Linked DNA regions of Homo sapiens: regions 1, 3 and 4 are each linked to region 2. Evidence: chromatin contacts called from ENCODE Hi-C data. All regions are on one chromosome and are shown on one strand. Each heading gives the region's core, a stretch centred on a gene start or an enhancer-like site at or near the end of the contact. The rest is flanking DNA. Distances are from core to core; before and after follow the strand shown.

Evidence for each region. A loop is a pair of places that touch in the nucleus more often than their neighbours do. Pooled maps may share reads with other maps.
Region 1: a loop to region 2 is called in a map with no recorded cell type, with 4 times the contacts of the local background. The contact joins the promoter of POLI here to the enhancer-like site in region 2. A Hi-C loop is called at or near these places in 4 of 37 single-sample maps with no recorded cell type and 2 of 50 pooled maps.
Region 3: a map with no recorded cell type shows a loop between it and region 2 (7-fold over the local background). The contact joins the promoter of MBD2 here to the enhancer-like site in region 2. A Hi-C loop is called at or near these places in 2 of 37 single-sample maps with no recorded cell type and 2 of 50 pooled maps.
Region 4: a loop to region 2 is called in a map with no recorded cell type, with 6 times the contacts of the local background. The contact joins two enhancer-like sites. A Hi-C loop is called at or near these places in 3 of 37 single-sample maps with no recorded cell type and 2 of 50 pooled maps.

The regions. Positions count from the first base shown.
Region 1 is chr18:54,267,722-54,271,064 of GRCh38, reverse strand. It overlaps POLI (DNA polymerase iota), which reads right to left and starts at 1,548. Exons shown (of 10, transcript NM_007195.3): 1 at 1,404-1,548. The coding sequence starts at 1,518. LOC124904307 (a long non-coding RNA gene) reads left to right here and starts at 1,160. Exons shown (of 2, transcript XR_007066379.1): 1 at 1,160-1,239. RefSeq lists enhancers at 1,067-1,116, 1,647-1,776, 2,037-2,186 and a silencer at 1,187-1,436.
Region 2 is chr18:51,724,026-51,726,955 of GRCh38, reverse strand. No RefSeq gene overlaps it. Among named protein-coding and RNA genes, the nearest start is that of LINC01630, 330 kb to the right of the region's middle. Within about 2 kb of position 1,440, at least 2 of the 41 ENCODE cell types and tissues checked have a DNase peak (open chromatin) inside an H3K27ac peak, as active enhancers do.
Region 3 is chr18:54,222,936-54,226,053 of GRCh38, reverse strand. MBD2 (methyl-CpG binding domain protein 2) reads left to right here and starts at 1,385. Exons shown (of 7, transcript NM_003927.5): 1 at 1,385-2,036. The coding sequence starts at 1,495. RefSeq lists enhancers at 1, 2-544 and a silencer at 1,295-1,684.
Region 4 is chr18:54,147,300-54,150,506 of GRCh38, reverse strand. No RefSeq gene overlaps it. Among named protein-coding and RNA genes, the nearest start is that of SNORA37, 74 kb to the left of the region's middle. Within about 2 kb of position 1,331, at least 10 of the 41 ENCODE cell types and tissues checked have a DNase peak (open chromatin) inside an H3K27ac peak, as active enhancers do.

The DNA of each region.
Region 1 (3,343 bases), core at 299-2,798, 2.5 Mb before region 2:
AGTTTATAGTAGCTCTTAGTGTAAACCAGAAGGGGCAGAAAAGTTGAAATGACGTTGATTTTCACACAGCTTGAAAATTATTCTAAGCAGCATGCCCTTACATTTAAAACAAACAAACCAACAAAAACTGAAATACAAAATGGCAAAAGACAACCAGTGGGTACAAGTGTGGGCTATTTTTAGCTCCCATGGCAGCAGGATTATCTGGTTTAATGCTAAATCGCCAGTGCCTAAAACAGTGTCTAGGACATAACAGACCACCAATAAATATTCACTAAATTGAAAGACTGAATAGTTCTTTGATTTTAAAAAGTTGTTAGGTCATTATTTGTCGGGGAGGGAATGACAGAGGCGACTCCTTCTCTCAACACTGGCTAAAAACAAGACAGGCAAAATACAATACAATATTCTGGTTGGGATCCTGGAACAGAAAATGAACGTTAGCAGAAAAACTGGTAGAATATTAATAAAGCGTGTAGTTCAATTAATAGTATTATACCAATGTTAATTTCCTAGTTTTGACAAATGTACTGAGTTTATGTTAACACTAGGGGGATCTAGCTCTGCAACTTTCAGGTAAACCTAAAGTTCCAAAATTTAAAAGGCCAGGCACGATGGCTAACTACTGTAATCCCAATACTTTTCGAAGCTGAGGTGGAAGGATCGCTTGTGGCTGGAGTTTGAGACCAGCCTGGACAACACAGCTACACCTGATCTAAAAAAATCTGAAAATCAGCCAGGTGTGGTGGCACGTGCCTGCTGTCCCAGCTACTCGGGACGGAGAGGCTGGGGCGGAGGATCACTTGAGCCCAGGGGTTCGAGGCTGCAGGGAGACCTTGTCTCTAAATTAATGAATGAAACAAAACCAGCAGGAAATGAGAACCGGTGCCTTTACATCCAGGCCCTGAGGTGGGCGGTACAAGGTAAAGACCAGAGCTGGAAGTGGGTCACCGGAGACGTGACCACAGCGGACCTGACTCCGCCTAGGTTCTGAGCCATCCCTTCCTGCCAGGACTGAGATCCGGGTCCCACCTTCTGCCAAATGAGCGACAAGGTCCTCAACTTCTCCAAAGTTAAAAGGCCCAGAAGCCTCTGCAGTTTTCGTCGGGCTGGCTGAGGGATTCCCGCCCCACCTCGCCCCTCACAGAGGAAAGGACGGCGCAGATAAACCCTCGACACGTATTTGTAGTGTGGACGCGCCCCACCCTACTCCTGCTGGGTGAAGCCATTCCTCTAGAGGTACCCGCCGCGTAACACAAGGCAGAGGGAGGCAGCCCTCTCTTAGAGGAGCCGAGTGGGGCGGGGACGGTCGCGCCCCAGTGGCCGCCGCCCCGAGCGTCCGCCTGCCCCACCCTTCTCATTTACACCCAAGGAGGCCGCTGGCTCCTCTGGCTGCGGCGCACCCTGCGAGCTGGCTGCCGCCCCCACGTCCGCCAGTTCCATGGCCCAGGCCTCGGCGTCTTCCTCGTCGTCGTCGCCGCCGCCTTCCTCCTCCGGCTCCACCCCCAGCTTCTCCATCCCGCCGCTGCCAACCGCAGCGCTACTTCCGGCCGCTTCCGCCTGGTCTCCAGGGAAACCGGGGGACTACAGTCTCCAGTCGCTCTGTGCCTCTCGCCTGCGCAGTCGTGGCCGACCAGCCTGTTGCCCAGAGTGACACGCATGCCAAGGAATCGTGGAGGCCCACGTGCGGGAGTTTTTTCCCGCCGGGTGGAGGCCGGAAGCGGAGAGATTGAAAGCACAAATGGCTATTTTTTTTTTTTTTGAGACGGAGTTTCGTTCTTGTTGCTCAGGCTGGAGTGGGCAACAGTGACGCAATACCGGCTCACTGCAACCTCTGCCTCCCGGATTCAAGCGATTCTCCTGCCTCAGCCTCCCAAGTAGCTGGGATTAACAGGCATGCGCCATCACGCCCAGCTAATTTTTTTGTATTTAGTAGAGACGAGGTTTCACCATGTTGGTCAGGCTGGTTTCGAACTCCTGTCCTCAGGTGATCCACCCTCCTAGGCCTCCCAAAGTGTTGAGATCACAGGCATGAGCCACTGCGCCTGGCCTTTTTTTTTTTTTCTTGAAGGCTTTGGAGTTAGGCCCACATCACAAATTTTAGCGTTTTGTCTTTGTTCCATTCGGCTGTTAGCAAACTTGCAAATCCCTAGACCTGAGTGATTAATGTGATGGGGTGGGAAGGAGTGTAACTGATAGTAAAGACACAGGTGGCCTTGTAAACTCATATGATTAGCAACTATGTTAAGGTTTGCTGTGTTTTGTTTGTTGTTGTTTTATTTAAAGACACTGTGACGAATTCAACCACAGAATTTTTAACATCAAAACTGAATAGGATTTGATACATGAGTGTTGTAGTCAGACAAAATCTCCAATCCAGACCCTCCATCATGCTGTGTGACTTTGGGCAGGTTACATAACTGCTGTGAGCCTCAGTTGCTCTACTCTTAAAAAAAAAAAAAAGTATTGAGATTGAATGAATGGATAAAAGCTACCATATACTGTAATATCCTAATGTATATAAAACATGTGGCACATAGGAAGTGCTCAGTAAATGTCTATTCTCCTTGCCTTCTATTAGGATACCATGTGTGCATGTGTGTGTTGGTGTGTGTATGTGTATGTTTTACAATAGAGGAAATTTGGAAATTCCTCCATGCCTGTATGTATGTATATACACTATATCTGTATAAATACCCAAATTAACACATATGTTTGGTTTTTTATATGATTCTACTTCTTATCAAATAAAATATTAGAACCTTGAGAAACCCTTTAAAGCAGCCATTCCCAACCTTTTTGGCACCAGGGGCTGGTTTCATGGAAGACAATTTTTCCACAGACAGAAGGGAGGGGGATGGTTTTGGGATGATCCAAGTGCGTTACATTTGTTGTGCACTTTATTTCTATTATTATTACATTTTAATAGATAATGAGGTAGAATCAGTGGGAGCCCTGAGCGTGTTTTCCTGCAACTAGACTGTCCCATCTGGGGTGATGGGAGATAGTGATAGATCATCAGGCATTAGATTCTCATAAGAAGCATGCAACCTAGATCCCTCGCATGCGAGTTCACAGTAGCGTTCAGGCTCCTGTGAGAATCTAATGCCGCTGCTGATCTGACAAGAAGCAGTGCTCAGGCAGTCATGCCAGTAGTGGAGAGTGGCTGTGAATACAGATGAAGCTGCACTCCCGGGCCCGCTACTCACCTCCTGCTATGCGGCATGGTTCTTAACAGGCCAGGGACTGGTTCTGGTCCATGGCCTGGGGACTGGGGACCCCTGCTTTAAAGGATATGTTGATGCATCCATGAAGAAAAGGGAATAACAAGCAGAGCTGGGTC
Region 2 (2,930 bases), core at 191-2,690:
ATCCTATCTAAAAAGATACCTCCTCCTCCAACATTGGCCCATATGCAGTTCCTTGAAAGATACCTCCCGCAGCACATCTGCTGCCCCAACAGCCAGAATTCTGTGCCAGAGCCCACAGCATGAGCAGTGCAATTTCTCACTTCCCCAGAGTCTTCTCAGAAAAGAAATAGAGAACACAAGGGAAATGACCAAAGCCAAGTGAGTGGTGATTTCTCTGTCTGCCAAGTTGCTAAGACATGTCAGCTCTACTAGCTCTTGATCAGGGTGGGTGCCAACAAGTCTGAAAAAGCCTAGTACTACCAGGCAATCACGCTTCCCACTGAGTCCTGTCCTAGAGGATGAGATTGACCTTAGTGGCCTGTAACGCTGCAGACACAGGGAAAAGTTACTTGGAACAAGAAAGAAAAAAAATGTAACACTCGTACTTTATGTGTTTTCAGTTAACAATATGGCTGTGGAAGAAAAAAATAAATGAGCAAAATTTATAAAAAAAAGTATAAGTACTTTCCAGGAACTATAGAAGTACTTGGTTCTTTCCAAAGTATTGTCCAATACGGTAGCTGCTGGGCCCTTGTAACTATTTACATTTATATTAATTAAAATTAAACACAATTAAATCTTGAGTTTCTCAGTCACATGATCCACATTTCAAGTGCTCAATCGTCACACGTGACCACTGGCTACATATAGACAGCTACAGATACAGAACATCTGCATCATCGCAGAAAATTTTATGGGATAGAGCTGCTCTAAAAAGCTGAGTAGGCTGGGCGTGGTGGCTCATGCCTGTAATCCCAGCACTTTGGGAGGGCGGGGCTGGTGGATCACTTGAGGTCAGGAGTTCGAGACCAGCCTGGTCAATATGGTGAAACCCCGTCTCTACTAAAAATACAAAAATTAGTTGGGCATGGTGGTGGGCGCCTGTTAGTCCCAGCTACTCAGGAGGCCGAGGCAGAAGAATTGCTTGAATCTGGGAGGCAGAGGTTGCGGTGAGACGAGATTACACCACTGCACTTCAGCCTAGGGAGACAGAGCAAGACTCCGTCTCAAAAGATAAAAAATAAAATAAAAAGCTGAGTATATCAAAGAAAGTGGAAAACAAACCAGCATAACATCAATGAGGTTGCCTCCCATATCACTACTTGTTTAGAAGAAAATGTTAATTATTTCTATTTGTTGGCAAATCCTCTACCTGTTTCCTGTAGCTTTGGCACTTTACCTCACAGCTTCCGCTTAGCTGTTAGTCAAAGTCACAGCATTAAAACAAAAGAGTAGCACTTCCTTCAAGTTGGGAAGTGTCTGGACTCCCGCTAGTCTTTCAGAAAATACTACCCAGGCAGCTCCTCAAGCTGGGCCCTCACTTCCATCTCCTTTCTGTGAGCAAATCGAGTCATCTGCCCTCACGGCCTCTACTCCCACTGTGTAATTAACTCCCTTGGGTTTTCACTGAATGAGTGACTCAGCAAAATGACTTTTTAAATGAACGTTCACATTTAGCAATTCTGCCCACATACAAACTGGGACTGGAACTGACTTTTTAAGTAAACATACTGAGACTTTGATAACTAAATTAGTGGGTTTTGTTCCAAATAGTCACCCTAGCAGGTAACATCCTGCTTCCAATCATACAGATGTGTCTCAGATCACTGCTGGAACATTTCTTAGGGAATTGGCTTCAAGGCACATGTAAGTGTAAAGTGACAAAACGTTCTTTAATAAGGGATGTGGATGTCTTCTCGCGCTCTCCTCTTTAGAGTGTCTCTGAAAACTAAGAGGCCACAGAACTTTTGATTTTACAAAGCAGGTCACAAGCCTTCTGACCCTTGGAACTATAAATACATGCCTCCAAAATTAACACGGGAGGCATATAGGGACAATCACAAGGTGCATATTCATTTGTCTGTCAAACAGATGAGACATTTTAATTGTCTTTTTTTCTACTTTACTGTATAAATTTATGTGCGATTCTGTCCAGACTTTATAGTCACTTCCATGCTGCTGGATGTGTGTGTAAATCTGATAATGCTCACCAGGTAATAAATGGTTTCTCCCTCTTCTCTATGTTTCAGAAGGGTCTTGTGTTGGCAGAATTATATTTCCCCAACAACTGAAACACATGCATTTAAATATTTTAAACCTGTATGTTCACAGGCAAATTTGATTCTTGGAACCCCTTTCAAAAGTCACCTGGAATTTGAGTAGTGGTATGAATGATCATTTAAGATTATAGAGTTTGGGATAAAAAATGAAGCAGGTTTTTCTTTTGGTTTTTTAATATGACTCACAGGTTAATTTCCAGGAATACTTCTTTGAAGGGGATGAAAACTTGGGTTCATTTAAAAAAAAAGTCCTATTACTTTATAATTCTACCAAGTATATAATACATATAATATATTCAAAACACCTAAACAGATTTTTATACTCTCAGTAAATGATTTTTTCCCTTATTTTTATACATGTCCTTAAAATAAATGGACTTCATTAAAGATACCAGATATCCCAGCAATAATTTACAGATATTGGATTTAAAGAGCACATAGTAAAATTCAGTTGAGTCAAAAGAGTAGAAAAAGCTAATTTTGTATCATTTTCCCCATATTCTGAGGACCTATCATTGGCTGTATACAGAACGTAAAATCAAATACAATATTTTCCCAATATTCACAATCTATTTGATTAACTCCCCAGATGCAAACATAAAGAGAGGAGAAAGAAGCCTCAGGAAAGAGATTTTGACAAGACTGAACATGGCCAGCACCATCTCTTTCTGGGAACAGGCATGAAGGATTAGTTGGTGCCATCTCTCCAGCCCTCTGAGGTGGATGGCACACTGTTGAGGTGCCGGGTGATCACATGAGCTACCGGTTGGATATTACTGGAAAGGCACGTTCTCTCAGATTAATGTGTTGCTGTTGGTCCTCCTCTGATCT
Region 3 (3,118 bases), core at 136-2,635, 2.5 Mb before region 2:
CGGGTTCACGCCATTCTCCTGCCTCAGCCTCCGGAGCAGCTGGGACTACGGGCGCCCGCCACCACGCCCAGCCAATTTTCTGCATTTTTAGTAGAGACGGAGTTTCATCGTGTTAGCCAGGCTGGTCTTGAACTCCTGACCTCAGGTGATCTGCCCGCCTCTGCCTCCCAAAGTGTTGGGATTACAGGCGTGAGCCACCGCGCCCGGCCCACAGATGACTTCTAAATGAATGTCTCCAGTACTGATCTCCTCAGAACTCATTTCTTGATGATTTTTTACATTCACATTTCTAAATTTCTTGTAGGAAACCACAAATTAGTGTCTTTCAACTAAAGGACATTAAAAGAAGACTAAGGTCAGGTTTAGAGACAGACAAGTTTGTGTGTATGAGTTAATGTTTGCATATACTGCAAAGATAAACCAAATTAATTTTAGATTTTTGTTGCTTTATATTAATCAACTTTTTCTATACGTTAAACTTGGTCCTCAGTTTTTAGGGCATATGAGTATAGAAACCCAAGATAGCTTATCATCAGGCTGATAACATGTGCTTTACATTTTTCAATCTTCCAAATATTTCATAATATATTATCTTGAATATCAATAGCACACTTCTATAAGTGTTCGACAACTTATAGAAAATATGCATTTCTAAAATTCAAGTTGGCAGACCGAAAAGAATACCACACAGTTTCCTAAAGGCTTGTGACAGTAAGTTAGGCTGGACTTTCAACATAATGGAATATTTACCAAATAAAAGGCCACTGATTTTTGTATTAGACAAAGACATCTGGAAATTTCTAGATGGATTTAGGGATTCTGGTCATTCTAAGGAGAATCTAGAGGTAAGCCCCATCTGACTCATGGGCATATTCCAAGTTATCATTTCCTTTCCTACATCCTTACAAGGTTCCAGGAGAATCTGTCAATGGCTCTGAAGCCAGGCTCAGGAGGGAACTGGTATTCAGCGAATGGGACACTTTGCTTCATTCCTTCATTATAAGCTCCCCTGCAAGCTTTGTGCAGAGGGGCGGGAAAAGGGGCTATCACCCCCTTAAATGAATAGCCGAGTTGGTATGTAATATAAGATCTATTTTGCTTGTTATTCATTAATTGGGAAGCAAACATAGGTAAAATCACATAATGGTGGAGGTTACCCCGTTTGAAACAAACTAACCACAGTCACTATGACACCCCCAGCTGGTGGCTAGCCCGACCAACCTTCCCAGCTCCGCGCGCCCAGTGGGGGCCGGAAAAGCGCGGGAGGGGGCGTGGCCCCGAGAAGGCGGAGACAAGATGGCCGCCCATAGCGCTTGGAGGACCTAAGAGGCGGTGGCCGGGGCCACGCCCCGGGCAGGAGGGCCGCTCTGTGCGCGCCCGCTCTATGATGCTTGCGCGCGTCCCCCGCGCGCCGCGCTGCGGGCGGGGCGGGTCTCCGGGATTCCAAGGGCTCGGTTACGGAAGAAGCGCAGCGCCGGCTGGGGAGGGGGCTGGATGCGCGCGCACCCGGGGGGAGGCCGCTGCTGCCCGGAGCAGGAGGAGGGGGAGAGTGCGGCGGGCGGCAGCGGCGCTGGCGGCGACTCCGCCATAGAGCAGGGGGGCCAGGGCAGCGCGCTCGCCCCGTCCCCGGTGAGCGGCGTGCGCAGGGAAGGCGCTCGGGGCGGCGGCCGTGGCCGGGGGCGGTGGAAGCAGGCGGGCCGGGGCGGCGGCGTCTGTGGCCGTGGCCGGGGCCGGGGCCGTGGCCGGGGACGGGGACGGGGCCGGGGCCGGGGCCGCGGCCGTCCCCCGAGTGGCGGCAGCGGCCTTGGCGGCGACGGCGGCGGCTGCGGCGGCGGCGGCAGCGGTGGCGGCGGCGCCCCCCGGCGGGAGCCGGTCCCTTTCCCGTCGGGGAGCGCGGGGCCGGGGCCCAGGGGACCCCGGGCCACGGAGAGCGGGAAGAGGATGGATTGCCCGGCCCTCCCCCCCGGATGGAAGAAGGAGGAAGTGATCCGAAAATCTGGGCTAAGTGCTGGCAAGAGCGATGTCTACTACTTCAGGTACCTCCCTGGGGGCGGGGAGGGGGTGGCGGGGTCAGGCCGGGGTCAGGGGTCAAGAGCGGGCCTGGGCAGAGGATGAGCGCTGGGGCCCGGGGGGCATGTGGCAGGGACAGGCTGGTTTGGTGGTGGAAGGTGGCGGAACCCTTGGGTGAGAGTTGACCCCAGTGCGGTGGGAGGCAGTGTCAAAAGGTGAGGGCCCGCAGGAGGGCATCTTATGTGGAAGGCGTCGGGGAAGATGGTTTGCGAAGAAAGGGTTAGCCTGGCAGGGATGGTTAGTCCACTGAAGGGTTAAAAGGAGGTGTAATTCATCGAAACTATAAAACCCAGTCACTGTTGGCTCCTGTCCCAGCCTGTCCCAGATTCATCATCACAAGTGTTAAGCATGCACATGTGGAAGAATGAGCTATCTACAGTAACAAGGTTTCATTTACTTCATCCAAGAAAGTTTTGTATAAAGCAGCTATTTGGAATGCCTGAAGTTTTTTTGGAACTTCTTGGTATTGCAGAATATACTCTTTTGAAACTGACACACTGTACTAAGTTTTTAGACTCCTAGACCAAAATTTGCTCCCCAGGGAACATTTGTCAATGTCTGGAGACATTTTCGGTTCTCACACCTGGGGAGGGTGTGATACTGGCATCTAGTGGGTAGAGGCCAGAGATGCTGCTACATATTCGATAATACAAAGGAAAGCTGCCACAACAAAGAATGATCTGGCCCAAATTGTCACCTGTGCTGAGGTTGAGACATCCTGTTTTAAATGATTCAAGGTTTTTCACCTTAGTGTAATCTTGCAATCCCGTGGTCATGCTGCTGATGTCTTCAGTTTGTGTGACCCAGTAAGCTCAAGAAAGTGCCTATGGCAATTGACATCCGTGGACTTAATACACATTTACTAAATTTTGTAATAAGCCATGCTATTGATAGAAGATAATATAAACTTGTATTCAGTAGTTTGGAGGTACGTGTTTGTGGACTGACTGAAGCATTTTTCAGGGAATGTATATGGGTATTGGAGACAATTGTCATTTAGCTATTGTAATAATGTTATAAAGGATTTCCTGTCCTCTTCAAGTAGCTC
Region 4 (3,207 bases), core at 82-2,581, 2.4 Mb before region 2:
TGCGAGTCACAGTAAAGTTTGTGCGCCAATGAGAATCTAATGACACAGCTGATCTGAGAGGAGGCGGAGCTCAGGCGGGAATGCCTGCTCACCTGCTCACCTCCTGCTGTGTGGCCCTGTTCCTAACAGGCTGAAGATCAGTACGAGCCTGCTGCCGCCCAGGGCTTGGGGCCCCTGATGTAGGGCATGTGTAAAACCATTCACTGGGAGTGGGACCTTTTAATATTTGTTTTTATCTAATGTTATTGTGATTCTAATTTTTGAGTGTTTTTTAATATACATATTAGTAGAACAGTACATGTATATTATTTGTAAGTAAATATCCATAAATTTGGGAATACGTTTTTGTCTCAGAAAGGATTTATTAGCAAAGGAGTTTTGAGACCACTGCTCCAGTGCAGGACTCCTCATCGGGGGTCCATATTCCCCTGGAGTCAAGGAGCCTGCCAGACTCTTGCCATTACATACACAATTTTATGACGATGTGCCTTTCTCCTGGGGTAGTATCAGTAGCTTCTGTAGAATTCTCAGTGGGGAATGTATATCCAAGAATGAACCACTGAGGGCTGGTCTAGTGATTTCACTCCACTCTTGAGGCAGAATGGCTGTCACATACAAATTCAGATCATCTACAGCTTGATTTGTTATTGTTGTTGTTGTTGCATTTGTTGGTAGCCTCCAAATGACTTTCCATTTTGATTTAATGAATTAATGCTAACAAAATACCTAATAGAGTGGCCTCCGTATGGTAATGTATTTCATAAATGGGAGCAACCGCTTCCCCCAAAAACAAACAAACAAAAAACGCTGGTAAATTGTTAGGTATTGGAATATGCTTCTTGGGGAGTTACCTTGATTTTCGCTGACTGGATAAATATTCCCTGGACTGAGAGAGAACCAAAGCAGGGAGTTAATTGTGTGTGTGTTGGGAGAGGTTGATAGCAAGCAAGAATATGCTTGTTGAACACAGCATGATTCATACGAAGGCCTTACACCCAACAGTAGCTAGTTGTGAGAAAACAGAAACATTTGGAAACTTGAGGGGACTGATACAAATAGCAACATGGTAGAATGTGCTACTGGGAATGAATGCCTTCTTTTAAACCTTTCTCTTCCTCTCTTCTGTCTCCTACAAGAGCCGAGTCACTTAGTATAATTTTACAAATGAGAAAACTATAACCTTCCAACTATGACTTTCATTTTAAGAAACTCATGTGGCTTTTTGGAACAAACAAGATTTTGGTTTTACAGAAGCTGCTGTGAGAAGAGGATGAATTAGTCACCTAACTCTGAAAACATTTAACACTGGGGGTGGAGGGCTGGGGGAAGGGTGAATGCATTATTACTCAGTGAGTCAGAAACACACTCAACTTTACTGGAACTTTGTATTCATTCAAGGAATGGTCACAATCTTTGTTGTTGTTGTTCTTCCTCTTCTTTTTTTAAAATGACATTCCATAGGCTCTATTGCCATTTTATTAAAGATCAGTAGAAAGGCAAGAGGAAATATGGGTGTGAATTAAAGAATGGAGATAATTCAAATTACTCAGGGAAATTTCTTTGTGATAGGGTGGGACTGAGGTCCCTGATTTTTTGCTGACTGTTAGTCGGGGTTTGTCCTCAATGTCTAGAGGCTGCCCACATTCCTTGGCTAATGGCTCCTTTCATCGTTTTTGTTTGTTTGTTTTTGTTTTTGTTTTTGTTTTTTTTTGAAAGCCTCGCTCTGTCATCCAGGTTGGAGGCTGGAGTGCAGTGGCTTGATCTTGGCTCACTGCAGCCTCTGCCTCCCGGGTTCCAGTGATTCTCCTGCCTCAGCCTCCTGGGTAGCTGGGATTACAGGCATGCGTACAACCATGCCTGGCTAATTTTTATATTTTTAGTAGAGATGGGGTTTCACTATGTTGGCCAGGCTGGTCTTGAACTACTGACCTCAGGTGACCCGCCCACCTCGGCCTCCCAAAGTGCTGGGATTACAGGCATGAGCCACCATGCCCAGCCAGCTGCCTTAATCTTTAAAGCCAGAAATCAGGTCAATTTGTCTTATTGCTCCAACTTCCCCTTCTGCCTCATGTCTTTCACTCCAGCCAGAGAAAGTTCTCTTCCTTCAAAAACTCATTTAATTAGATTAAGCTCACCCAGATAATCCAAGATAATCTTTCCATTTTGAGATCTGCAAACTTAATTGTATCTGCAGAATCACTTTAGCCATGTAACCTAACATGATTACAATTTCTAGACATTAGAGCATGGGTAATTTTTTGGAAAAGGGCCTTCTGCCTGCCACATACTGTTAGCTACAAGTAACAGATTATCAGTCTCAGATGGCTTAAACAATAAGGAAATGTACATTAAATGTATCTAAAAGACAATTCTAGGCTACTTTAGATTCTTAATGCAAACCACAGGGCTCTAGCTTTGCTTCTGTGTAGTCTTCTAATCATGGCCTCTCCTTCGTGAATTGACTTCAGCCTCAGCTCAGTAGCAAGATGCTTCCAGGTGTCCAGACATGACAATGGCAAGAAGGAGAAGATAGATGTCTTCCTGTGCCTGCTTTTTATTATTTATTTATTTATTTACTCTTTTAAATATATGATAGAGATAGGATCTCGCTATGTCGACCAGGTTGGTCTTGAACTCCTGATCTCAAGCAATTCTGTCTCAGCTTCCCAAAGTGCTGGGATTACAGGTATTAGCCACCACACCCAGCCATATGCCTGCTTTTTAGAAGGCCCCAAACACTTTCCCTTGTACCTCATTGGCTAGAATTGGTTAACACGCCCATTCCTAAACTAGTTGCTGAGAAAGGGGGTTGGAATTACCCCAGATGGCTTAGATTAATCATCATATGGGAGTGTTGGGGCTGCTAGGGGGTCAACCACAACACCTGCTTCAATCTTCTGTCTCAAACTGCCTGCTATTCTTTTGTGCTTTCCCCTACCTTTGTGCTTTCATTTTTACTGGTTTCTCTGTAGAATTAGCTTCTTTTTTTCTCACAATCAGTCCGGACCCTATATTTTCTTTTCTTTTTTTTTTCCAGATCCCATCTTTTACTTAAGCCAAAAAAAAAAAAAGCATCACATTTCTTTCCTAAAGCCTTGTCAAATGCATTCCTCCCTCCAATCTGTCCCTTCTCAGTAGCGTGACTCTGCCTGACACCTTGTATATGAGTACATATTGCCTGTTCCTCAAATGCTTCTCATATTACCT